Regions from separate parts of the Mus musculus genome. Here region 1 is linked to region 2. Evidence: chromatin contacts called from ENCODE Hi-C data. All regions are on one chromosome and are shown on one strand. The core of a region is the stretch at or near the end of the contact, and the rest is flanking DNA. Distances in the headings are between cores, read along the strand shown.

The links. Hi-C counts contacts between places; a loop is a spot of excess contacts on that map.
Region 1: a loop to region 2 is called in a map of T-helper 17 cell, with 1.9 times the contacts of the local background. The contact joins two enhancer-like sites. A Hi-C loop is called at or near these places in 2 of 37 maps with a recorded cell type or tissue (T-helper 17 cell and gastrocnemius).

Annotation. Positions count from the first base shown.
Region 1 is chr12:54,183,476-54,189,398 of GRCm38, reverse strand. Egln3 (egl-9 family hypoxia-inducible factor 3) reads left to right here. Exons shown (of 5, transcript NM_028133.2): 2 at 3,739-3,858; 3 at 5,383-5,519. Among named protein-coding and RNA genes, the nearest start is that of Gm40424, 9.4 kb to the right of the region's middle. Within about 2 kb of position 2,043, at least 1 of the 3 ENCODE cell types and tissues checked has a DNase peak (open chromatin) inside an H3K27ac peak, as active enhancers do.
Region 2 is chr12:54,491,186-54,496,862 of GRCm38, reverse strand. No RefSeq gene overlaps it. Among named protein-coding and RNA genes, the nearest start is that of Gm36213, 15 kb to the right of the region's middle. Within about 2 kb of position 3,931, at least 1 of the 3 ENCODE cell types and tissues checked has a DNase peak (open chromatin) inside an H3K27ac peak, as active enhancers do.

The DNA.
Region 1 (5,923 bases), core at 794-3,293, 310 kb after region 2:
GAGAATTAAAAAACACTCTTGAAAAGCTGTTGCTAATATTTGTTTAGTAAGTAAGAGGTCCAATTTGTCAGTAGACCAAAATTTAAAGGCTGTTCAGCCAGATATCTTTACAGTTCTACTGCTCATGGTTTGGCTTTTCGTTGTATCTCCTTTTGACTGCATCTCCTTTTGTTAGACAGGCTACTCTAAAATGTGTGATGCTCCTGCTTCAGCCACCTCAGGAACTGAGTAACAGCTGTGAGATACTGTTTCAGGCTTAAACAATATCTGTATATCAATTGTTAATTGTTATAAATAAAATGATCAGTTTTAAAAAGTTTTTTGCTCAGTAAAAATTTGCATAACATGCAACTTTGCATTTGTAAAGATCAAGTTATACCAAGAAATATGATTCCAAAGTCCTGAGCAATGTGTAATGTGATATATATATACTCATTTTAATGAAAATGCATGGTATGGCTTCTTTCTTTTTGAGCGGCTAGGAGCCAGACCTATGCTGTGGCACATGTTAGGTGTGACTCTACTGCTTGCCTCCACCCCCTCCTCCACCCCCATCTGCAGTTTGATCTGTAGAGAAGTACTAAGTGTGAATGATCATTGTTGCTGAGTGAACAGTTGAAGCTGTGCATACTGGTTTTAAAACTGTCTCCTTACTCTAGCTGTGGCTGGTTGCTTTGGAACATCCAGTTGAGGCCTTGGAGTGTCCACCCTGGGCTTGATCTCTGAACACAGTAATTCTCCCACAGCCCCTCACAGATGCATGGTTTTCTTTTCTCCTGGTGGCCTTTTGTAAAGTAGATTTTATACTTGGATTCTGCTTTAGTTCTTCTATATGTGTGCACTTCTTCTTGCCTGAACGTGACCATGGAGGTGTCTTGAAGCACATATCTCTGGTGTTGAGCCAGCTCGGGAACACCTGGTTCATTCCTCTCATTTCCTGTTGCTACAGAGCTGTGGAGAGGCCTCTGGGGATGGGGGGTTTGTGCCGGGGCCAGTGCCGGGGCCAGTGCCGGGGCCGGTGACACGTCAGAGAATGTGCAGAATCAGAAGACACGCTGATTCATCTGCAAGCCCAGGCCTAGAACCAGGGGTACAGTGACCATGCTACCACAGGGACACTGATGTGCTATTAAACTGCTGTAGATTTCAAGTATTGGTCAAGTCAGGAAGTTTTTACCAATAAAAAACCCCTATAGTAAGATACCTTCCTCGTTCCCATAAAACAATGAAGTGTTGCAACATTTCCCTCGGACCTGCACTCTGGCTCCTTTTACAGACTTGATGAGGTTTAGATAACAGATCTGATAAGCCCATCAGTTTCCGGAGTCTGTTACTGCCCCGTGCACAAATTGGCATGGGTCTGATGACTCAACACTGAGGTTTGCCCATCAGTGCATCCTTAGCTTCACAGTTTGAGATCCTGGCAGTTGGGAATGTGTCTGAGCCAAAACCCATCTCCTATGGCACTCAGCCAGAAACCTCAGTGGTACAATTGGTCAGTAAGGTTGCGGCGGGACCTTTGAGCGGCCCGTGGTTTCCTCCCATTGTTTAAACGTGGTGCACATGGCTTCTGGAGTCAGAGAGAGGGTGACTTGCACTCTGGCCAGAAAAAAAGATTTTTTTTCCCCTTCCCTTCACAACGTGTATGCTCACAATTAGAGAGGTGTCTTAGTGGTAAGTCCACAAGGAACTGTGCCGGCACATTCTCTCTTTTATACCTGCAGCAGTTAGTGGAGGGTGTGTTTGTGGGAACAGTCTGTATTTCCTGCCTGTATTTTAATTCAAGCTGAGTTCTAAAGCCCATTTGTGCTTCTTAATGTGCTGCAAGACACTGCTCTCTCCACACACGGTACACTGAGCTCCGATCGAGTCTTCTCTCTCTTTGGACGTTGGAGGACTGTGTCAATTACTTGTCTCGTTGCTGTAACAAAACACCCGAAACACCGGACAAAAGCAACTGAAGGAAGGAAGGATTTATTTTGGCTCAAGTCCCAAGGCACAGTGCATTGTGGCAGGAAGTCGTGGTGCAAGCTCAAAGCAGCTGGTCAGGGTGATTCCACAGTCAGGAAGCAGAGGGAAAAGGATGCTGGTGGCCAGCTAGCTCGTTTTCTCCCTTTTTAGTTAGGACAGGTCTTTCCACCTCAATTAACCCAATCTACAAAATCTATCTCGGACAAGCCCAGAGATCTGTCTCCAAGGTGATCCTACATCCTGTCAAATCGGCAATCGATATAAACTGCACAGCCCGTCCTCCTCATCATGTGAAATAGCCTGGGACCACAGACAGTTGCAGACGAGGTAGATGGCAGGCATCCAGACCACTGACCTTTTCTGGGAGCAGAGCTGTTTGGGAATATAAAGCTAAAGCACTGACTGACAGCAGGGGAGACTGGGATGGTGGGGGAAATCATGGAGTAATGGTGCTAAGTGACTTTCATTGTTGGCCCTTACACTTCTGGCCACTGCTTCCAGGAATAGGTAATTCCCTATGTTGTAGGCAACTTCATTTGTCTCTTCCTCTCCAGCCACACCAGCAATCACCCTTTTTCAAGACACCATCTATTTGATAATGCCATAATTTGTCAAATCCTTATTACAGTCACTTCAAAATCCAACTTTCGGGGAGACAGACGTTCAGGCTAACAGAGCAACTTCAGCTCTACACGTGACAGCATAGTGGCTCTTTCTGAGGTGGGCTGAGGGATTGCTAGCTGCGACAAATAAAAGGTGTAGATATCCTCTGATTTAAACTTCAGGTTCATTGCAAAGCCAGGCCACTACTCATCCTCTAGCACGAAGTGTGTGTGAGGCCCAGCTCTGTTTTCAGGCTCTGTTGGGAATCACTGATCTGTCAGTGGCTTAGTTTGGGACTGGTCTGGACTAGTCTTTTTACTCGTGAAGTAACCTTGCTATTTATCAAGGAATATTACAACTCAGACCCCCTAAGTATGTCTGAAAGTATGCTTTCACGGCAGAAGAAAGCTATTAATTTGGTTTCAACAAAGAACCATCTACAAGTTCATTGGTATCATATATGTACTTTTTTTTCTCCTTCAAAGAGATCTCCCTGTATTGTGTGTGCTGACTCTTATTGAGTGTTAAGGTCTAGCTTCCCACCGACCCTTCTCTCTTCTTGCCTTTTATTAAGTCTGACCTTTACCACCTTTAGGATCAGACATGGTTTTGTAAGAAAACAAGCGTGATTCCACAGCTCAGGGCCACTGCTAACCAAGCACGGTCTCTGAGCCCCACACCAAAGACTCTTTCTCTTTCTGCACGCTCTCTTCCTTCCTTCCTCTTAGAGAGGGTCTCTCCCTTTGTAGGCCAGGTTGGCCTCGTGCATGCTGCTCCAGCTTCCAAGTACAGGCATTTACATGTATGTGCCCACTGTGCCTGCCTCTTGTATCTCTGGATTCTGACCTCGTAGGGCTCAGATGCGAACCTGGATCCTGCTTTTCCAAAAAGGGATATTAAAGAAAGGCAAGCATCTTGTTGAGGATGTAGATGGGTTTCTTTAGAAAGTTCTCAATGTTCTAGAAGGTGGGACTATTACCGGATCACTTATCCTGCACTGAGGCCTAAGACAGGGTCTGCCTGTTACACTTTCATACCAAAGATTACCTTATATTAGTTTTATGTTCTGATCGTAACCCAAATTTATGTATTTTATGTGTCTGCTGTAGGAGGAGACTATCTAAGCTTTTCTTTTAAAACAGCATCTTTGGGATGTCTCTACAGGCAATGGTGGCTTGCTATCCAGGAAATGGGACAGGTTATGTTCGCCATGTGGACAACCCCAATGGTGATGGCCGCTGTATCACCTGTATCTACTACCTGAATAAGAATTGGGACGCCAAGGTACTGTGGAATAGTGTGTGTGTGTGTGTGTGTGTGTGTGTGTGTGTGTGTGTGTTTTGTGGGGTAGGGCGAGCTTGGGGGATCTATATATGCTGTAGAAGGTGCCGATAGGGGTACACTGAGAGTTCAGATCAAAAGAGTATGCCAGTTCCAATTAGGTAAAACCTTCCAGTAACCTTAGGAAAGCTATACTTTCTAATAGCCAGTGTCCACTGTTTTATGACCTGCCCGGCCTCCTGCCACTTATGGAATTAATGCCAGAGTTGATAAGATTAAGATCAGTGGCTCTAGAGTTAACGTGGTGGGGGTAGGGGGTTGGGGGGTGGCAGGGTGACTGTGGTCAGGGGTTAATGAAGGGAGGTAACTGAACATTGGGATGCAGAGTTGATGAGACCCTCAGCTCAGCATCTGATGCATACCTTTCCCTCCCAGCAGCAACACTGAGAGAATTCAACAAAAAAAAAACAAAAAAAAACCCAGAGTGGTGGGGTCTCAACGCTGTCCCTGAGAGCGACTTCCCTATCCTCTATCTCAGGATGATATGTCCCATGGGGGTGGCATTCGTTGTCGCTTGTGAACGGCAGCTGTAGATGGTAGAGATGTGGAGTTCGTGTCAAGTTCTCCGAGCTAGGGATGATTTAGGAGTCTGTGAGGTCGGAGAGCTCTGCAAAGCTTATTTAGCTTTTGAACTTTCTGCATCTCCGTTTGCGGTTTGTTAGTGTAGACTCCGACTGTTAAGCTGGGGTCCTGGATCTTTCCACTCTATTCCGTAGTTAGACCACAACAGTTCCTTTAGGGCTTAAAAGTATCTTTTGGGATACCATTGTGAGCAGAGCTAGTGGGACAACAGTGATAAACCAGAAAGAACGAAATCAACAGAGATTTGAGTTTCTTCCGCGTTTTAGACTGTGTCGTGTAAAACAGTAATGCGTGAAGCCTGATTTCTACCCAGAAGATAGTTGTTCCAGTAGGACAAGTAGATTGATTGTACACGTGAAAAGGAAAAGGCGGTGAAGAGAGTGATAGATGTCCAGAAAGATGTAGATAGCATGGTGTGAGAGGTCACAGAAGTGCCCAGTCAATGGGGTCAGAGGGCATTGGAAGAGTTCAGAGGACGGCTATAAATTGTTACTGCAGGAGCAGCTGTATGGGAAGCATGCTTAGACTTAATATTTGGTGGCACTGTGAAATTACTCAGGATTCCTCTGCTTGTTTCTGGCTGGTTGAAGCAGGTTGACATGGATAGTTTGGTGTGGCACTCTCTGGCTGTCCTCTATTTTGTGTCTGTGGCCTTCATAGCCTTGGGAAGGGGAAGATGCTGAGATGAAGTTGAATATGGCTATCCATAGCTAAGTCTGATGCAAGTCTGATTCCAAAGTGTGAGGGGGGAATAAGTATTTACAGGATGAAACCCACTTAAAGTTGAGGAACAGGTAGTATTTCTCCTGCATAGAGCTAACACATTGCTGATCAACCAACCGCACATGAGACCAGGAAATAACTGATGCTCTTCTTGGTCTTCAGTTACACGGAGGGGTCCTGCGGATATTTCCGGAAGGGAAATCGTTTGTAGCAGACGTGGAGCCCATTTTTGACAGACTTCTGTTCTTCTGGTCAGACCGCAGGAATCCACATGAAGTCCAGCCCTCCTATGCCACCAGGTAAGAGCTGGGGCCACAGTTCCTCTTCCAGGGTGCATACAAACCCCAGATCCCCGAAAACTAATGTCCTTTAATTTGGGGTATACCCCAAAGCTGATAGGCGAACCTATTTGGAGTGATAGAAATTGAAGGAACCTCTTTAGGATTCACTAGCATACAAATCTAACTTCAGTTTAAAGTAACTATGAACTTCCTATCCTGTGAGTTGTGCATACTGAAGTCTCAGGTCCTCAGAGTGCTCTCCCCTGTCTTTCTGTCCCTTCCTTCTTGACCATTAGAAACAATTAGAGTTGCCTGCTTTGGGGTACACTCCGTAATACCAGCACTTGCGGAGCACTGAGAGTTCCAGGCAGCATGAGCTAAGCGAGATCTAGTCTCAAAAGCATCAGGGAACAGGCCAAGCT
Region 2 (5,677 bases), core at 2,682-5,181:
GGAAAAGCAAAAGTCAAGCAGCCATTTTAGGGGAAAGTGTTCACAGAGTGTGCATTGGACAAAAGGCTCATACCTGGAACACAGAGATAGTTCTCTTTAAAAACTCATAGTGGGGAGGGGGAGGGGACCAATCCAGTGTCTTGAATATGTTACATAAGCACTCCGTCAGCAAGCTACATCCTAGTCTCTAGATTCATGAGTGCTCTTAACAATAAGGCAGGCTTTCAAAAGTCAACAAGAGAGTTAAAGTGTTCACCAAAGATGAACCCTGCCTGAAGAGCAACCAGAGGTGATGTTAAACAGCACGTATTAAGAAAACATAAATCAAAGCCACAATTTTGGAACACTCCCATTTTCCCATTTGAACACCTAAAACAGACAAGACCGACCCTACCAAGTATCTGAGGGGATGCACAGCCACTGGAATGCTGATTTGTTGTTGTAGAGACATAGGCTAGTGTCTCCACTTTGGAAAGCAGTTTGAGTTTCTTATAAATGAAGCACACACTTAAAAGTATGGCCTGGCAATCCCATATCTAAGTATTTATTTACTCAAGAGAAATGAAAACCTAACTGTGTCTACACAACTTCCTCTGTGTGGATTTGTAGCAGATTGACTTATCCCAGTCCCCGAATGGAAACAATCCAGATGTCCATCAAAGTTAGAGAAACAAATTGCTCTCTGTTTGCACAATGTCATATTACTAAGTAACAAAAGGGAACTAACCACTGTAACCACCAGTAATCAGAACGGGGGAGGTGATCTCCAAACAGCTGCTGAATAGAATTATCAGCCTCCCTACTTGTACAGCCTTATATGAAATCCCAGAAAGGCCAACCTCTGCACGTAGAAAGCAGATCAATGTTTCTAGGGCTGAGTCGGGTAGGGGATGTGGATCCTCTGGTAAGATGCAAAGGACATTTTTGGACCAAAATCTTCATCTGGTGCTGGTCATGTGGTGACTCACATCTGTGGGAACTCCTGAATTACACACTCAACAAAGAATGCTTTTTATTGCATCCAAATAACATTCCACTACAATTTGAAAAACAAAAAGAAAAAAAAGGGTGGAGCCACAAGCCTCAGAGATGAAACCTGGGGGCTGGTAGGACCCTGTCTTCTGCCATGTGATGGCAGAGTAGCCTAGTAGACAAATGTGTGCCAAAGTGGAGAAATGAGGAGGCTGCAGAAAAGCTGAGGGTAAAGGTGGAGAGGGGCTTTTATAGCTGTTTGAGTCCCTGGTCCCACACATTCCTGCCCAGCCGTGAATGGTCCTTCCTGTCTTGGCTCTCTTTCTTACTAAAGTCTCTCTTTTTGATCTGACATATCTCATGGGCTTTCTGTCACTTGCAGTGAAAAGGAGCCCCAACCAATAATGAAACAGGCATCCTTGCATACTATTTCTTCTGTATGCCACCTTTGGGACTAGAGACTAACTTGGCATTTTCTAAGTGCACCATGCACTTGAGAAAAAGATTTCTGTCAAGAATTACTGAGGACGGTGTAATGCTGTTGAGACCCCAAGTTCTAAGCCAGTCTCTGTGCCACAATGTTGTGCAACCTTGTCCCACTGGATTTCCCCTTTCTTACACTTAAAAGAATGAAGTGACACTTGGCTTAAGAACGTTGTGTTCAAGTTGGCGCCATATTTAAAACAGACCTAAGTAGCACTTCTCTGACTGGAGCGGCAGGGAGTGCTCCTTGTACCTACTTGGAGGTCAGGAGGGCATAGAAGTGCAGCATAAGTGAGTACATTATTGTGTTTGAAGATTACAGAATGGGAAGAAATCATCTGCCTTCAACAGAATATAAATATAGGAACAAGGAATGTAAGCACACTTCTAACATGATGGTGGAGGAAGCTGGACCTCAATGTAAATGTTTGGAGCTGAAGTATAAGCAGGGCAGAGGAGACAGCATCCAGAGCAAGGGAGTCTGTTATCCTTCACCCTCGGGCTGCATCTCTCTTGCTGTTCTGCTCCTAATGGATCCCCGAGCACCTAGAGACAGGAGGCCAAATGTGACTTGGTGATCACCTTCTTCCTGTGTCCTCCAACCTTCCCAGTTCACCTCAAATTTCCGTGACAACTCCCTGTCACCAATAGTTTATGTAAGAAGGCAGGGTACTGGATATTCTGGCACTTATGGGAATCGCTGTCTTCTTAGGAGCACCAAGCTCCTCTGACTGATTCCCCAAATCTGATGGGATCATCGACATCCGTTTCCCGTTGTTCTTGGTTCTGTTCCGCATGAGCCTCACGACGCTGGAGCTGCGAGAGGGGTTGAAAATCTGTTCAAGTCTGAGTGTGGCAAGGATGGCTAGCTGGCCACTAAACGCGTGCGGTCTAAACGCTTGCGGTCTTTCTTCCGTGTCCCAAACAAGAGCGTTTCCCAGAACCCCTTGCGTCTTAGTGTGATCTGAAAATGAATCATCGCTGATGAGATGTGAGCAAATGTGATGTGGGCTGTGTCTGTTTGCTAATTTACCCTCAGGTCCACGTCCTTGTCCCCTCCCTGCCCTGCTCATTTGTGTTGGGATGGCCCTGCTGGGTTGGACAGAGGAACTGGTGGGGGATGAGAGGGAGGGAGGAAAGTATAGGATATATTTTATATTTTAGGCCCTATATTTTGACTTCAGGTAATACCTCTGTGGTCTCAGATAAAGTATTCCAAGTTCCTATGACTCTAACCTGTAACTATACATTTATCTAGAAAGACTATTTTAAGCACTTATCAGTTATGCATGTCATGAAAACAAAGCGGGTAGGGTCCCTCACTACTAGGATCCTCTGAGAGGTGTTGCAGCAGGAGTCTTGAGGTGATGGTAAGGCTAGAAAGGAATATGGAGAAGGCCTTCCTATGTGCAGGACTGAATGAGCTGCCTCCTAACCTTCCTAACCACACGCCCACCATCCCTCCTGCTCAGGAAACCGCTCTTTTCTTTTCACAGTCACAGTCCGTACAGCCCCGTCACTTAAAGCGTGTGATTAGTGGTGTTCAGCGCACTCACAGGGTGAACAACCATCCATCACCACAGTCGATTTTAGAGCCTTCCAACCACGCCACCATTACCTCACCCCACCATTCCATACACTATGTTTATAAAAATAAATTCTTTGTTTCCGTCCTGAAGGGAGAACACGAACCTGCATTGAAAACAAAGGGGTCACGCAGCCTACAGCCCACTGTGGTGCCTGCCTTTTTTCACTTAGCGAGATGCTCTTCAGTTTCTTTGGCATCATAGTGTGTGTCAACGCTCCATTCTCTTTCTGAGGAATGAGGAAGAGGCTATTCCAGGGTACAATCCAGTCATCACACCATAGATCTTTGTCCCCACGGTCTAGCTTTCGTGAATCATTTGGCTCTAATATCTACGCATACATTTTTATTTAGATGGAGATTTTTGTTTCCCTTGGGCGTGTACCCAGGAATGTCTGACTTGTCCAGGGCTGCTTATAAAGTCCCTGGGGTTGTAATGAGAGGACAACTTGTTTCCACTTTACCTCTAGGAGCTTGGCTTCTAATGTGTGCACACTTTTATTTTTTTATATATTTTTTAACCTATGAACTTGTACTCAGCAGCCCCAGTCCTGTGTGTTTGCTTTGGCTTGTGTCAGTGTAATGCCTTCCTGTTTTATGTTGTTACCACAGGCCTTCCTCATTCCTCCCGTTTCCATTTTGCTCACTGTAGGTTATTTTTCTTCCTTTGAGGCCTGGATTTTGATTTTGGTGGGAATCTTACTGGTTATAGAAATAACAAAAGGAATTTCCCAATTTCTATCACGTCACCGATTGGGGGTGGGGGAGGGGGCTGCGAGAGGGCAGAGGAGGCAGGAGGAAAGAGCGCAAATCCCTGGAAGCCAGAGGAGGCTCAGGCTGGTCTCCACAGTGCCTCTGCCTTGGGCTGCTCTCCTGGCCTCCACCCAGTTCGCCCTGGCTCTTTACACAGTACGTGCTCCTCAGCACTTTCCTGAAACACCTGCTCATGGCGATTGCCAAGGGCCCAGGAGCTGTTGGAGACTCTATATCCTGTTTGGGAACGGTTTCAAATGAAACCAGTGACTCTTCCCTGCATCAAGACGGGTGTTTTTAAGGGTGAAGGAGGAGGAGGAGATCGACCAGGACTTGTGCTTCAGACAAGTGGTGCAGTGCACTGCACAGCAACCTTACTCTGCCCCGCAGCCCTCCCCCCCTTCCCCTTCCCTGTCTGCAGGTTCTCAGGGGCTGGAGGATAGCCCCAAGCTGTGTGGAAGATCCAGGGGATCTGGGTAAAGATGCTTCCAGGGCGTCTTCTCCCACCTTGATCCTGTGTCAATTTTTCTTCTCTGTGTTTTTCATTCAATTAACATTTCCTGAGAAACCTGTGCCTAGCACAGCTGCAGCCCCTGGGACACAGGTCTGTTCTCTGAGTTCCTGGAATGTACAGCCTTTAATTTCCTTTTTCCTTCCACGTTCTTCTCTAGTCTCCATTTATTCATTTCTTGTTTTCCTGTTCTTTCCTATGCTCGTGTGTTAAAGGGACACATTTAAGAATGGGTTTCCACATCAGTGTCTCATCGTCTGCATTTCCACAGAAAGAGTTCAGAGCTGGGAGGCTTGGCACAGCCCAGGGGTTGGCAACCTGGGAACGCATTGGCCTCATCTCCTGAGGATGGTGAAGCTGGATTCAAAGTCTACATCAAGAAATTTGGTAACTGCCAGATGAGGTAGTGGACATCTGTTATCTGAGCACAGCTATTCTCAACCTTTACTACAGTTCCTCATGTTGTGGTGACCCCCAATCATAAAAGTATCTTGTTGCTACTTCTTAACTACACATTTGCTACTGTTATGAATCGCAGTGTAAATATCTGAGATGCAGGACTTTGAGATGCAGCCCTCAAAAAGGTCATGAGCCACAGGTTGAGAAACATTGTGCTAGCATTAAGGGGGAAGAAGCAGGCAGAACTCTTTAAGTTCCAGGACCACCAGGGTTAGACAGTGAGACTCATTAATAAAATATCCCATACCCACGTACCAACCACCCCCCCCCAAAAAAAAAGCAGCAGCCCAGATCCTCATCTAACTTACAGTCTGGTGGCCATGCTGAGAAACTAGGCTCCAGTGTGTTTGTGTGTGTGTGTGTGTGTGTGTGTGTATTTGTGTGTGCGCACGCACACGCAGTTGCATGCACATACCTGTACAGGACTATTCTCCTAGCCAAACAGCTGTCATCTAAGGGGTTCAGCTGTTCCTACTTGCAAAAGATTGTCCCCGCTGCTGGGATCGTGGATGGTTTACAACCCCTCATAAAGGGGTGGGAAGGGTGCTGCTCAGCCTGTGATGGTCATCTGAATACCTAGCTGCTTCCAGTCACCCACTGTTTGCAGCCCTTCTCCAAGAGCACTTGGCCTCAAGGAGGGGCTGGTGTCTCTAGGCTGGGAAAGGCTAGGGAAGGGGAAATGTGCTTAAGTTAGCACCCCATTGTGCTCCATAAGCTAGCTCAGTAACTGAGTTGGTTTGTCCTTTGAGACCTTAGGAGGCAGGGTAGATGCTGCCTATGTCTCCTCTTGGGATGGGATGTTAGAAACGAGTGTGTAAGGCATGTCTGGAGGGCTGGGATGGCACAGAGCAGCATGGACTGAAGGATTCATAGGCCTTGTTGAACCATTTGGCTCATCTGGAGATAGTTCCCAA